Regions from separate parts of the Homo sapiens genome. Here region 2 is linked to region 1. A link is an interaction called in ENCODE POLR2A ChIA-PET data of the cell type or tissue named here. Cell type or tissue: GM12878. All regions are shown on one strand.

What was found. ChIA-PET counts read pairs that join two places held together with the same protein. Peaks named below come from ENCODE experiments on the same cell type or tissue, not always from the same donor. Only the 100,000 strongest peaks of a DNase experiment are listed, where the experiment ranks them.
Region 2: POLR2A ChIA-PET joins it to region 1 with 5 read pairs; 4 of 35 experiments call an interaction of 5 or more read pairs at or near these places.

Annotation. Positions count from the first base shown.
Region 1 is chr3:61,578,366-61,586,365 of GRCh38, reverse strand. All of the region lies in intron 1 of PTPRG (protein tyrosine phosphatase receptor type G), which reads right to left. Among named protein-coding and RNA genes, the nearest start is that of PTPRG, 21 kb to the right of the region's middle. In GM12878, no CTCF peak of the experiment used is centred here; a DNase peak (open chromatin) is centred at 4,876.
Region 2 is chr3:61,640,860-61,648,859 of GRCh38, reverse strand. All of the region lies in intron 1 of PTPRG (protein tyrosine phosphatase receptor type G), which reads right to left. Among named protein-coding and RNA genes, the nearest start is that of PTPRG, 83 kb to the right of the region's middle. In GM12878, no CTCF peak of the experiment used is centred here; no DNase peak of the experiment used is centred here.

The sequences.
Region 1 (8,000 bases):
GAAAATGACCTGCTAATTGGGTCCCCAGTGCCTCCATCATAAATAGATACTACAACTGGCAGTGTAATTAGCAAGCTTCCGCTGCCAAGACAACCACCTTTTTTTTTTTTATTTCCCACTGAAGAACTTGTCCTTCCTGACCTTAAGTTTCAACTCCTAGATATTTGGGGATGGAAAAGGTCTACTCAATCAGAGGAATCTATCACCCAATGAAAGCAATTAAAGTAGCAATTAAATCAAAATCCATACTAGCAAAACAAGGCAAAAAATAAAAAAGAAAAAGCAGAAAACAAAATGCATTAATAATTTCCTTTGTCTCAACCGTCCAGAGGCTTCACTAAAAATTCATGTTATAATCCAATAGCCCAATCAGTGTCTTTTCATATTCCACTGTGATTACCAACTAGACGGTTCCCCAAGGTAGGCAGCAGCACCTGGCACACAGTAGGTCCCCAACAAATGAAACAGGTTTGAGAGAAAAGAAGGTTTCTTCAAGAATTTTGTGCCACTGACCAAAACAGAACTTGGATCTTCATCATTCATCTCCTAAGAATCAAACTGCATGCTGAATAAAAGATGTTTTAATATTTGCAATATTGTCCTAATATTGTTTTCTTTTGAGACACGGTCTGGCTCTGTTGCCCAGGCTGGAGTGTGGTGGCACCATCTCAGCTCCCTGCAACCTTTGCCTCCTGGGCTGAAGCCATCCTCCCACCTCAGCCTCCCAAGTAGCTGGGACTATAGGCACACGGAACCACACCTGGCTAATTTTTGTACTTTTTTTGTAGAGACAGGGTTTTGCCATGTTGCCCAGGCTGGTGTCCAACACCTGAGCTCAAGCAATCCGCCCTCCTCAGCCTCCCAAAGTGCTGGGATTTAGGTGGGAGCCACCACACCAGCCTCTAATATTGTTTTTTAGAATGAATCAACAACCCACCCAATGGCTATAGTACCAAATGGCAAGTCATAAGACTGCGTGTTGAGGTTACAGATGATTTACAGAAGATTGCCATTTTCCTCCACGTACCTATATGAATTATTCCCCTATTTTCTTTTCTTCCTTTTTCTTTTTTTTTTTTTTTTTTGAGACAGGGTCTCCCTCTGTTGCCCAGGCTGGAGTGCAGTGGCGCAATCTTGGCTCACTGCTACCTCTGCCTCCCAGGTTCAAGTGATCCTCCTGCCTCAGCCTCCCAAGTAGCTGGGACTACAGGTGCCAGACATCAGACCAGGCTAATTTTTGTATTTTTAATACAGATGGGGTTTTGCCATGTTGGCCAGGCTGGTCTGGAACTCCTGAGCTCAAGCAATCTGCCCACCTCAGCCTCCCAAAGTGCTGGGATTACAGGCGTGAACCACCACACCCAGCTGAATTCCCCTATTTTCTGTAACGAACATTTGCTATACTTCAATAATTAGTGAAAAATTTATGAAGAAACGTGGAGATTAGAATGACATCCCATTCAAACACAGAGCAGTCTTCAAACTCCAACATGTACCAAGTCACCTGGCGATCTTGCTGAAACACAAATTCTGATTCCATTGGTCTGGGGCAGGCAGAGATGCTGCATTTTTAATAAGATTCCGTGTGAGGGCTGGACAAACTCAATGGAGCTGTGATTACTAAGGACCTACAAAACACAAAAATGATTCAGATGCCAACAATCCCAGTTTTAAAGAGATGATGATGGTAACAAGGCCTTAGATCAAAGCGGGATAACATAAGCAAACTCGTACAATGAAAAATTAATGCATTTTGGGCACCAGACAGAAAAAGTAGAAAAAAAAAAAAAAACCTAAACTTTACTTGAAAGTACAGTGCTCTGCTGGAAGCGCTCATCTTCATAGTTATAAACAAATGAAATTGCTTCGTATTGATTTTAAGTTGTAACACTTGCTGTCCAATAATGCCAGAAAAGGAAATGGAGCGAGGGACAAGATACGATAAGAGAGAGGAACTCTGGAGGTAATCAGACACTGCTGACCTCCACTCTAAGGAGTAGTTAAAACATGACAGAAAGGATTAGGTGTGGACAAAATACATGCCCAGACACACAGCTCAGCATTCATCTCATCCTCCAGGGCCTCTTACCATTATAGACTCTTTTTATTATTATTTTTAATTCAGGCTCTAAATGTTGTACAATTAAGTTTTACTCATTTCCTTACAGATCCTTAGGATTCTAATTTACAAATAAAATCAAGAGAAGCAGTTAAGGCTAAGTGTTATCAGCATGTCTCCTCCAGAGAGGCTGTCCCTAGCACCAAAATAAAAGTCCTCAGATTCCCGAAGATAAAAAGCTCAAAATGAATGAACTCGAAAAACCAAACAAAGAAATGAAACCACTATTAAAGGATTATTTTTGGCAGGCAGGGGAGAAGGTTCCTGTCCTTCTCAACACATCTAGTTATCTATCCTTCTGTGTACTTCCAGCTGATATTGGTGCCCTTTGATTGAAAATGACCCAAATCAACCCTTGGTTAACGTAGGCATTAAAAGAATGTATTGAGAGAACCTTGGACATCTCAGAGACACCAACCAAGAACCAAACAATCCAGCTTTGAAAGGGCAAGGATCAGAGTGGCTCTGAGCTTCAGGGAGCAGGAATTGAGAAAGATGAGGATGTCTTCATGTCACGTGGCTCAAGATGCCAATTCTAGGGAGAAAAGGTGTATCGAGCCCAGCCTGAGTTTTTTACCACCCTCAAAAAGGTGTGGACAGAGCTCCTTAATCAGCAGATGATCCCATCAAGAACACAGAGAGGAGAGGAGATCAATACCCAAAGAGTAGCAAAGGTCCTATTAGCAAAGAATGTTAAAAGAGATGCTAGGCAGGCAAAAATAATAGCAGTACAATAAAAACAACAATAATCATGTGTTTGCTAGGGACCAGTGCTTTACTTACATCCGCATCCAATTCTTCCATCAGCTCTATGAGACAGGGATCATCATCCCATCTTATAGATGTACTGGGGCCTGAGGACACAAAGCTAGTCCATGACCAGCAAGCACAGAGACACTATAGTTTACAAGACCACTGTAAGGAAGCCACTGAGCCCTTCCCTGTGCTCAGTCTCCATGGACAATGCCTCAGCCTTGCGTTCAGGGGCCAGTCAATGCATCCAGCATTGGCTCCCATGCGTATCAACATTGGCTCCCAAGCCTCTCAAATCTCTGCAGGGCCCATCTGCCAGCTAGCAGTCACTAATGGCTTTATACCATGAGGAAGCACCTAAGATACAAGGCAGATATGGGTCCAAGTCCCAGACATGCATGATTCATCTCTAGGAATAAGCCCATTTGCCTCATGGTCAACCACCGTATGCTCATTATTGCCTCTGTTCACTTTGTGTTCACTTCATTGTGTACATAAAATACCAGCCAGGATACCCGTAGGAAGGTATCTTATCTCATTATTCTATCGCTCCTGAACACTTGGGATCTGAATCAGTATTTCAGCATGTTATTAGCTTCAGTCTTACACTGCAACACATTGCTTTAGGGACTTTTTGCACACATTTTTTGAACCCCCAAAACCCGAAGCAAAGTGCTAACACATGGCGTTTCCACTAACAGTTGACTTGAATCCATTATCTTCCTTGCAATAATGTACAAGAGGAAACTCCCTAATAGTTAAAAATCATAACGTCCCACTGGACATCTCAGGCATTCATTTCTGTATCTACAGCCTGGAAACAGGAAGGTCCAGAAGTCAACAGCTGGACCCAAGAGTGAGCCTGGTCATCCTTCCCTTCACAGCATCCCAACAAACACAGAATACATGGTTAAAGTTAACATGAATTCCACTCTTATCAAACATAGGCAAAGGCTTCTGGGTTCCTATCAGGCTACGTCCTGGCTGCACTCGCCACTTCGGATAAATTGTTCTATCTCATGCTGTCCCCATTCCCCCCTAGAGAAACAGCATCAATCTCAGAGTTGTGCCAGGACGAAAAAGAATGTACTGGACAGCTTTCCACTTTGGCTACATGTGGTTGCTACTCTTGTGATTTTTATCATTTAGATATAATGACATGTATGAATATATGATATACTCAGCATTCCCAGCACCAAAAAATTAATAAATAAAACAAAATAAGGGCCAGGTGCAGTGGCTCACACCCTGTAATCCCAGCACTTTGAGAGGCCAAGGCGAGTGGATCACTTGAGACCAGGAGTTTGAGACCGGCCTGGGCAACATGGCAAAACCCTGTCTCTACAAAAAATACAGAAATCAGCCGGGCATGGTGGTACACGTCTGTAGTACCAGTTATGCGGGAGGCTGAGATGGGAGGATGGCTTGAGCCCAGTAGGGGGAGGTTGCAATGAGGGGAGATCACGCCACTGCACTCCAGCCTGGGTGTTAGAGCAAGACTCTGTCTCAAAAAAATAAAAATAAAAATAAAACAAAACAAAATAAAATAAGAGTACAGTACATGCCAAGATAAAGAAGGACCTATATGCCAGGTACAGGCTCATACCTGTAATCCCAGCATTTTGGGAGGCTGAGGTGAGCAGATCACTTAAGGTCAGGAGTTCGAGACCAGCCTGGCCAACGTGGTGGAATCCTGTCTCTACTAAAAATATAAAAATTAGCTGGGCGTGGTGGCGCGTGCCTCTAATTCCAGCTACTTGGGAGACTGAGGCATGAGAATCACTTGAACCTGGGAAGCAGAGGTTGCAGGGAGCCGAGATTGTGCCACTGCGCTCCAGCCTGGGGGACAGAGCGAGACTGTCTCATAAAAAAAAAAAAAAAAAAGAAAAAAAGAAGCAACCATGGGTTCTCTCATTAACTCTGCCCTGCTCCCCCTCTCACATTCTCGTGGCCACACGCTCTAAAACTGAGAAGCACAAACCTAACACCACAGAAGACAAAAAGCCCCAGAGCTACGCACAGCCTGCACTCAGAAATGAATCAAATGCAGAGTCAGGGAACTAAGGTGGGGAAAAGGATGCCATGAAACCTTGCTACTAAAACCAGGGCTTCTGTTGTGTGTGGAGAAAGACCGCTGATTTGACCTTCCTTCTTACCCCAGAGCTTTTACACTTGAGTCTGATTAGCTAGTGTCTGGAACTAATTAACAGGTGTGGCATGAAAGAAAGACAAAAACAAACCCTGGCAACTTTCTCTGGGGGAATTAACGACTAGATTTACAACGCCTCCTCCAGGCTAGAACTAACTGAGAGCACAGTGAGATGGGATTCATTATTCAAGGAGTATCCACCTCCAGAGAAGTTTAAAATTCATCCCTGGCTACATGGCTGCTTCCTTGGCTATAGATGGGTACAAAAAAATACCATTGAGAAAAACATCAGAATGGACCAAGCCCAGGCTTTGAAAAGTCAGAAAGCAAGAAGGCATGTCTGCTATGCTCTAGGACTAACATGCCAATGAGGGAAACACAAATATTTTCTCTCCATCAAGACATTACTTCCCTGTAACTACTCCAAAACCTCCAGAAACCAGTACAAATCACACAGTACCTTGCTAACATGCCCTCTGCAGACCAAGGGTATAATTATATCCTGTTACCCAAGGTAACTTAAGAAGATCTACTGAAGGGTTTCTGCAGCCAAAAGAAAATAATAATCGTTAAGTCCTTTTATTTTATTCTTAGCCACAGGAATAAAACACACTTACCCAGTTAGGTTTTTTTCCCTTACTTTTATTAACATATGTAACACTTACTAAGTTTAAAATACATTATAGTATTTTATCAACCATAAATCAGATGGCCGGGCGCATTGGCTCACGCCTATAATCCCAGCACTTTAGGAGGCTGAGGCGGGCACATCACAAGGTCAAGAGATGGACACCATCCTGGCCCACATGGTGAAACGCCGTCTCTACTAAAAATACAAAAATTAGCTGAGGCAGGAGAATCTCTTGAACCTGGGAGGCAGAGGTTGCAGTGAGCTGAGATCACGCCACTACATTCCAGCCTGGAGACAGAGCAAGACTCCGTCTCAAAAAAAAAAAAAAAAAATCAGAATAGAGTTGACCCTTGAACGACTCAAGGGTTAAGGGTATTGACTCCTGCACGGTCGAAAATCTGAGTATAACTGTTGTTTGTTTTTTAATTTTGTTTGTTTGAGATAGGGTCTCGCCATGTTGCCCAGACTGGCTGCAAACTCCTGGGCTCCGACAATCCTCCTGCCTCAGCCTCCAGAGTAGCTGGGATTACAGGTTCCACCGTGCCTGGCTCAGAGTACAACTCTGGACTCCCCAGGAGCTTTACTAATAGCCTACTGTTGACCACAAGCCTTACTAATAACATAAACCATCAGTTAACACATTAACAGACTAGTATCTACATGCATCTTATGCATTTATGACATATTTTTTATTTTTTTCAATATTTCTCAGCTACATGGTTGATGTGTGATTTTTTAAAAATTGTCACAAATCTCCAAAAAATCTTCTAAGACATTTATTGAAGAAAAAATCCATGTATAAGTGGACCCACACAGTTCAAACCCATGTTGTTCGAGGGTCAGCTGTGTATACAAAGACTTCACCCTACTCCATGTATCCCTACAGTGGCCAAGTGCCAGAAAATGAAGATATCAGTCTAAGTTAGCCTTCTGTCCTCGCTCACCTGGCCTTTCTCCTTTTCAGAACTCAGCTCTTAAAGTACCCAAAATTCAATCCAATAAGTGCAATTCACAAGCTGCGCGTAGATGGTATCCATGTATGAACAGAAACACCACACTGTTAGAAAGAAGAGCACTGGCTTTGGAGTCAGAAGCCTGGCTTTCGCCGCTTTCCAAGTTACGTGATACAGGGCAAATTTCTTAACTTAGCAAAACCTCAACTTTTACACCTGGAAAATGCAAGGATGAATTACAGATAAAGTGTGTCCAGCCCCTAAGATGAAGTTATTTTATTTTACCAGCTCATGCTCACAGTAGGTGCTCAAAAAATGGTTTGTGTTAGCCACATTGTAAAAAACACGTGTCGGAATAGCAGCAGAATTTCAGGATGCCCTCCCTCACCCCTGGTGAAGGAGATGTTCTTCCCTTGGGGCTTTCAGTGGAAAATACTACACAAGAGTAAAACTCCCAGACCCCATGAAGGGACACGGGGAGAGGGAGCTGTCGCTAGAGGCAGATGCAGGTGATCACAGCACTCCCTAGAAAGGGTTTGCCTTGATAACGTAGCAAGAGATAACTTGGCCAAAGTTCCGTGTGAACAGAAAGGTCTGAAGGACTAGTCTCTTTCAGAGTCACTCTGAAGTCTGGCTCTGCTGGAGGGTATTAGCTAGTCCTCAGGGAACTCTTTTTGTTCCCACTCCCATGTGGACACTCACAGGCTGCTCTCAGAAGCCCTCCCCTGAGTTTCCAAGGCTCGAGATGGGGCCTGAGGATCCTCCAGCGCCCCTTCAACACACTAACTGCAAGACTTTAACATCCTTGTTTATCCCTCGTAAAAGAACTTACCACTGAAACCCAGATTCTTATCACCTGCACCAAACAAAGGGCATGTGTCCACCCTGCCAAACATTCCCTGGGAAGGAAGTATTTCCATCGGGGGAACCTCAAAAACAATTAAACAGGGATGGGGTTTTCCCAGCTGTGCCTTTGCATCCCTCCCTAGCCATTAGCCACCACTGCCCATTTCCTTGGCCTGTGGATGCACATGGACTCAATGGGATCCAAGCTAGAAGCCCTTCTGGGCAGACCTAACTGTTTTCTCAGATGGGTATGTCCTGTCTGCCTCTCACATTCTCCACATTTTAATTTCCAAATTAAGTAGCAGGCTGGAGAGTAGAGAATATTCACCTTACTTGGAAAAGCCACCCATTTTAGCATTCTGTTGGAGAAAGGAACCAAACATCCCAAGAGGGGATTTTGGATGTCTCTACACTACTCAGATGCAGAGACCACCACCCAATCCAACTGGTCAAATAAATCCACAGCTGTATTAAAGCCTGGACCACTGGTAATACCCTGGAGTCCACAGCTTGGATCCTAAATGAGCTTGGCTATTCATGAAATACATG
Region 2 (8,000 bases), 62 kb before region 1:
AGATTGCCTCACCAGCAGCCCCCAACCCTCATTACTTTTCTTATTTGGAGTTTGAAATATACACGGAGCACAGAAAACATTCTCTTGGGAAACATTCAAGCAACATGCCATTATTCTTCCAATACAAGGTAATAGAACCTAATAGAAAAATGTCTGCCCTCTCTCTCTGACTGTATTACAGATGGCAGCCAAATGAGTGTGTGTTCTGCAGCAGAAAGCCTGGGAAGTGCAGGCATTAGACGTTCCCTTGGTGCATCAGCCTGGGGTCACCCCACTCAAACACCCTGCATTTAGCTGCCAACAAAAAATGAAATGCCTTTGTCTCAGGACAGAGGAACTGAGGTATTTCAAGATGTGTAATTCCAAAAGAAAACCTCTCTTTTGCTGCCCAGTTTTCATTTCCCCTCGGGTGAAAATGTGTAGCCTGGTAGGAGCAAGCTAGGTGTCTTCCACCTGGATCCTTGGTGCCTATGTGTGAAACACAGGAAGGCATTCAAGGCAGGAAAGAATGGGGTCCTGGAGGGATGCCAGGGAATCCGCAGAAGTTAGGTGCTGCTAAGTCCAACTAAGATGCAGTCATGAGACCTTATGAATGAAACAAGGATTGCCTGGGTAACGAATGGACAACTATGTTAACGAATCTCCTAATATGTTATTTTAATCTCAGAGTGTCTTCATCACCATGGGGGTCCACAACACCCTGCAGTAGTCTCCTTTACTAATTCCACTGTCAGGATATTCTCAGGTGACAATGCATAGGACTGGTTTAATCAAACATGAAGCCTCCACTTATCATGAAGTTGCAGCCTGTCTTGGGCTTCAGGCATATCAAAAGCAAGACAGAAAAATAAAACCCAAGAGGACAGAGGATTCACGGATGGGTACAAGGGAGTGTCAGTAGATAGACAAGCCATAACGGGCCTCACAGGCCGCAATCACAATCAGGACACTTCGTAAGGGAACATCTCAAGGCATCAAGGGCACCAAACATTCAGTGGTTTCAGAAAAGCAGCACCAGCTCCAAGGTCAGAGTTTGAATTGCTAACTCTTTTTTTTTTTTTTTTTTTTGAGACGGAGTCTCACTCTGTCACCCAGGCTGGAGTGCAGTGGTGTGATCTCAGCTCACTGCAAGCTCCGCCTCCCAGGTTCACACCATTCTTCTGCCTCAGCCTCCCAAGTAGCTGGGACTACAGGTGCCTGCCACCACGCCCGGCTAATTTTTTTGTATTTTTTAGTGGAGACGGGGTTTCACTGTGTTAGCCAGGATGGTCTCGATCTCCTGACTTCGTGATCCGCCCGCCTCGGCCTCCCAAAGTGCTGGGATTACAGGCGTGAGCCACTGTGCCCGGCCAATTGATAACTTTTAATGAGCTGGATGAACCTGAACAATTACAGGATCATCTAGCTCATTAATCGCACATACCATGTGGCTCAGTTTCCTTCTTTAGAGAAACAATGGTATTGACCCTCCTTTGGGGAGTTGTTATGAGGCTTAAATTAGATAGTATGTGTATGGTGCTTAGTATAATATCTGGCATGTAAGAAAACTGCAATTCCTCTTTTGTTTAAAAATTAATCCAGATAATGGTGTGAAAGACGGTAAAATGAAAGACAGGAAGAGCTGTTCAAACACTGCCAATTCCAGTTATCACGTGCTTAGTAAAGGAGAATAGTCTGGCAGTTTCCCATAAAACTAAATATGTACTTACTATACGACCCAGCAATGGCACCCTTGAGCATTTATCTCAGAGAAATAAAAACTTAGGTTCACTCAAAAACTATGTACACAAATGTTCATAAGCAGCTTTATTTGTAATAGCCCCAAACTAGGAAAAGCCCAGATGTTCTTCAACAGATGAACGGATAAACAAACTGCCACATCCCTACCATGGAATACTGCTCAGGAATAAAAAGGAACAAACAACTTGGATGGGTCTGGGGAGCTACACTGAGTAAAGCAAGCCAGCACCAAAAGGTTATGTACCGTATGATTTCCTTTATATAATGACATTCTCGAAATAACAATGGGTTAGTAATTGCTAGAGGTTAGGGATGTGGGGGTGGCTATCAAGGGGTAGCATATGAGATCTTTGCAGTGATGGAACTGTCCTGTATCTAGATTGTGATGCTGGTCACACAAATCTACACATATGAAAAAAATGCATAAAACTATACATACACATACACACCACAAACACCACTGAGTAAATACAAATAAGTGCATGTTAAACTGGTGAAATCTGAATAAAGTCTGTGAATTGATAATGTCAGTTTCTTGGTTTTGATATTACACTATAAGTATATAGAATGCATCATTGGGGGAGGCTGGGGAAAGGGTACAAAGAACTCCTCTAGGGGAATAATGTTTTGAATGGGAGCATTTCTAGATGTGTAATTCCAGAAGAGTTTTGGACAAAGAAGGCAGTTCAATTAAGAATTAGATGATCTGGCCAGGAGCGGTGGCTCATGCCTTTGATCCCAGGACTTTGGGAGGCCAAGGCAGGCGTTATCACTTGAGCTCAGAAGTTCGAGACCAGCCTGGACAACATGGCAAAACCTCTTCTCTACCAAAAATACACAAAATTAGCCAAGCGTGGTGGCGTGGTGGGACCCATGGTCCCAGCTACTCTGGAGGCTGAGGTGGGAGGATTGCTTCAGTTCAGGAGGTGGAGGTGGCAGTGAGCCAAGACTGCGCCACTGCACTCCAGCCTGGGTGACAGAGTGAGACCCCATCTCAAAAAAATAAAAAAAGATGATCTACTGCAGAGAATCAAAAACAAACCATATTTTATCCAAAAGAGTTACTCTCTCTGAATGGAGGAGTCCTTATTTGTGTCTGTATAAAGCAGGTAAGATTTTATGGCCTCTGCACATAGTAAGTTAGATTATGAAGTCTGGAAATAGGAATGAATACCCTAGTGGCAAGGAAAATAAACCAAGTCTACCTGATCTAAGAAACAGAATTTACTGAAAGTTTTGGGTAGCTCAGCTCCCAGGATCACTGGTTAGGCTAGATCTGGTATTGGCAAACTACAGTCAAATCAGGCAACTGCCTGTTATTGTACATAAAGTTTTGCTGGAACACATCCATGCTCATTTGCTCACATATTGTCTATGGCTGCTTTCACAACACCACAACAAAGATCAATAATTCCAACAAAGATTGTATGGTCCATAGGATCTAAAGCATCTACTATCAGGCCCTTTAGAGAAAAAATTTGCCAACCCGTGGGCTAGATAATGGAGCTCAGGAACTAGCCCCGTTAAGGCAACGAGGCTTCTCTACCACCACTGCTATTCTTGTCAACAGGATGTTGTAGCAACTGGCAAAATGTCTTTTCTTCTGTCTGTGTTGGCAAAACTAGCAGTAAATCCAAAGTCTGGGACAGATGCATGTGATTGGTGGAGCCCGGGTCACATGCCCACACACTAGCTGCAAGGGAGGCTGGAAACCTGAACCTCAGACAGTCTCTGGATCCCACCAGGAATCATCTATCAGTTAAGGCCAAAACCTAGAAAGGAGTTCCAAACAACAGGTGGGCAAACACACAGCATAGAAAAGGAATGCGGGGTGTGGACAAAGCTATTAATCACAACCCAACTGGGAGAGCTTTTATTTTCTGTGGCTAAATGCAAACACTGGGTTTTTGGCCAGCTTGACCAGTAACAAACAGGTGTTAATCATTGTCAATATTTGGTAACTCTGGCCTTCTATTTGTTTACTTTCATCTTCAGTTTTCCCTTCTACCTTTTATATTATATTTTTAACCCTGGGTTGGAAATACTGAGATTTTTTTAATGTTCTTAGTGGGAGAAGGAAAAGCAATATCCAAGATCAGGAGCCTCTTCAATTGTGTGCATTTATGAAGCTAATTTTAAAAGACAAAGCAAACCAAGCAGCTCTAATGTCCTAACAACTTTCCAGCAGCAAATGGGTTATGTCGACCATAAAGCAACACCTTCTTTTCTTGTTGGATTTGACTTTAAGACAAATGAGTGTATTGCCTGTTCCAAATAGGAGGCACAAAGTTCCAGCAATCTAAAGCTTACAAGCAACTAGAGACAGAAAGGGGAGAGTGTAGCCTTTCAATGATTATCTCATTAAAACCCTTCTTCTAAATTTAACAGGATTCTATAAATCTTAGAAACCATGGATCACATTCCTAGTATCCTAACCTGGTATCCAGGCTTTCTAACTCAATGATTTCTTCCAGTTAACAAAAGCCAAACTAGTCCTATTTCGGATAGAGATGGAACAAAAAGGGGGCAGTGGGGGCGTGTGTGCACAAATACGAGATGCGTATCCTTAGTGATGGAGCTAAGACTTGCAAGATCCAAGTTCAAAGCCCTTCCAAACCAGTTATCTCCCAAAATATACCAAAAACCCACTGGGCTTCAGAATCACTTCTGAATTCCCTTGAGCAGCTTTAAATTCTCCCCTGGGATTAATGTTAGTTCTTCCATCTCCCGAGAGATGAAACACTATCATCACACACAGGCCACCCCCTCTTTGGAAAACGGTACATGCAATTTTTACTTATGGGAAGTCACATCAGTTTCACAGTAAGTTTTCACAAGGCATAAAAAAATAAAATAAGACTTGTGAGAAATGATATTCAAAACCTAAAGCTCCAAAGTTAACTTTGGCACATCTGCCAAAAATGATTTTCCAAAGCTGAAAAGACAGAGGCCTGACACAGTAGGTGACACTTCTTTATCACTCCAAGAACTCCAGGGCACATAATTAGCACCCAATTAGTTATTAATAACTTAATATTCACACATCTGCTGAAACTCTGTAGGTGCACTGTATAATTTAAATGTGATTGTGATCGTCTCTGTTAGGGTAGGGGCTGTGTACATAATGGATTTGGTTCCACAGAGCAGGAAGGAGGACAAACTTGGAAGCCTCACCTGTTCCTTCCTACAAGGTGCAAATGGTCAACTCAGAATGAAAAGGGTATCCTAGTTCATCTATAAGAATCCAATTAAACTTAAATATTATATCATCAAACTGACCATTCAATAAGCATTTGCTGACTGTCCTCTATATACATTCACTGTGTTACAGTGGGTGCTTTTTTGTTTTTTTTTTTGAGACAGAGTCTCATTCTGTTACCCAGGCTGGAGTGCACTGGTGCAATTTCAGCTCACCTGCAACCTCTACCTCCCTGGTTAGAGCAATTCTCCTGTCTGGGATTACAGGCGTGCGCCACCATTCCCAGCTAATTTTTGTATTTTTAGTAGAGATGGGGGTTTCATCATGTTGGCCAGGCTGGTCTCGAACTCCTGACCTCAAGTGATTCACCGCCTCGGCCTCCCAAAGTGCTGGCATTACAGGCATGAGCCACCGCGCCCAGCCAATAGGTGCTTTTAAAATAAAAACACAAAGTTATTATTGGACCTAGAAAAATTTAACAACTCTCCCCTAATTTTGCCCCATTTCCAATCAGGGTTCAAATCTCCAAATGCCCAGATTTTACTAGTTAATTCATTTGAATTGGGATCTAAATAAGGTACATATGGAGATCAGTTGGTATGTCTGTCTCTGTCTGTCTGTCTCTGTCTCTCTCTCTCTCTCTTTCTCTCTCTCTCTCTCCCCAGATGGGGTCTTGCTATGTTTCCCAGGCTAGAAATGAACTTGTGGGGTCAAGCAATCTTCCCTTTTCAGCCGCCCAGGTAGCTGAGACTACAGACTTTCATGGATATGTCTCAAATTCTTTAATCTGTAGGTTTTCCATTCCATCATTTTTTCCTTTCTTGTAATTTATTTGTTAAAGAAAGCAGACCTTTGGTCAGTCTGGAATAGGCCAATGGTATCCCTAACAACATTGTTTTACCATGTTTTCGTGTCCTCTGTAGTTACTGTAAATTGTTACTTGAACAGATCAGCTGTATTTGTTTTTATAAGACTACTTCCTTGGAGGTAAAGTATTCTACTGTCAGGGGCAAACAACAGCTTATTGTCTCTGGAGGATATTACCAAGTGTCGATGTCTCATGCCCAGATCCATCAATTCATTGATGGGCTGCAAAATGGCAATTGTCTATTTCCATCACTCCATCAACTTCCCCTCATCTATGACTTAGTTACCCAGTATTAAAAGCCAGTCTGAATTTTAAAAATACAGACACTAAGCTTCTACCACATATAGCATGATCAGAAGCCATAACCAAAAGCTTCATTTCCAAGTCAAATCCGGGTTTTAAGGGGCTCCCCAAAGAGTGTAGATAGACAAACTTGAGTCAATGTCCATTCACTACAAAGGGCAGTAAGGAGAACAGGTGGAGTCTGCAGAGAACTCTGGCCTCCCTTTCACTCTGCGGTGCCAGGGGCAAAATGCAGACCTCTTCTGGGTATTGTGGGTCCAGTCACCAGCTTGTAGAACCAGATCACTCTTCAGTTGCTTTCCCAGAATTATCTGAGGACACTAAGCTGCTCTCCAAACCTGAATCAAGCATCTATCACCAGAACAGAAGATCTCAAGAGGCTGGCCAAGAAAGGTCCTCGCATATGAGCAGCAAAGCAGAGCAAAATAACAAACTGTACTTGAGAAAAATAGAACCAACAGCCTGAACTCAACTGAATGATGGCTTTACAAACTGCAAGGCTGACGGCCCCAAGGAGAGAGAGGCATACGCCACAGCCCGGGGTCAGGGCCCGTGGCTAGTGGGCAGCTCTGTGGCTGAGAAAAATGGCCAGAGGAACCAATTTAATAACTCGGGGTCAGCATCAGGGCTTCTGCCTTAGTCCTTTGATTTTTACAAACTAACAATCCAGGCGAGTGGGCAACACAAAAACAACTCTGCAGGTGAGCCCTGCAGCGGCCTTGCGGGCAACGGCACCAGGTTTCTCTCTGGGCTTCCAGATGAGGAGGCTGGGGGGTGCCCTCCATATAACCAACAAGGTCTCCTCAGAAGGCATTCATTAGCTAAATGTGCACCAGCCCACAGGAAAGGCACCCAGGCCATTAAATATAAATGCAAAACAAAATTAGACCCATCCATCCTTAAACCTCAGCAAGCAAGGTTTACTTCCTGCTTTGCAATTTTTCTAAAAGGCACTGAAATGATAGCCCATGTCCGTGCTTCTAGATTTGGGCCCACTCCTTCCAAATCAACCACAGAAATTGATTTTTTAAAATCAGATTTCATGAAGACATCTGTTGACACTACTAAACCTGGATTAGGTTTCTATATATGTAATGATGACCCATCTTTTAAACAGAACCGCAAGCCCATCTGTAGTGGGACAAAACACAAAAGCCGATAACCTTAAATGAATTGGAAACATTTACCTAAATGAGAGTCAGAACTAACTCGGTGATTCTTCCTTAAAAACATATCAGTAAAATGGGTGGCATGGAGAGAAGGCAAGGAGAAATACACATGTGAAAACTTTCTCTCCCCCAAGTTAATAAAAATAATTATTGCTTAACAAACTACTCACTATTCCTGCAGTCCACAGGATAACCATGTGCTGGGCGTCTTGCCCTCCCGAGATTTCCACTTTGTTCCCCAATAGAAACATCCCATAAGGACAGGGACTTCATCTGTTTCCATTCACTGCTGCATCCCCAGAGCCAAGAACAATGCTTGATGGTGGGTATTCTATATATATTTCAGGGAGGGAGGGGGAGGAAATCTGGAGAGAGGAGGAGGAAGGAACGGTGGAGGGGGAGGTAGGAATTTTATTTGTTTCACTAGAACTGAGAGTATTTAAGAGCTAACAGGCTACTCCAAGGAGTTGATGATCAAAGAGTCAAGCTTCAGATTATTCTCTGTAAATATGCCTCTAGTTGCATGTAGTTAGAAGATAACCTGCCTGGACATCTTCTAGCCGAAGCTCGAAGAATCTTCTCCTGATCTCCTCCTATCTCCACACCAAGTTCCTCAGAGGCACCTCAAACAGCAAGGGGCACCATGCAATCCAACAGTTTCTCTTCTGATGGGCAAACACCTTCCCACTTAAAACACTGAGGGAAGAGAAAAGAAACTCTA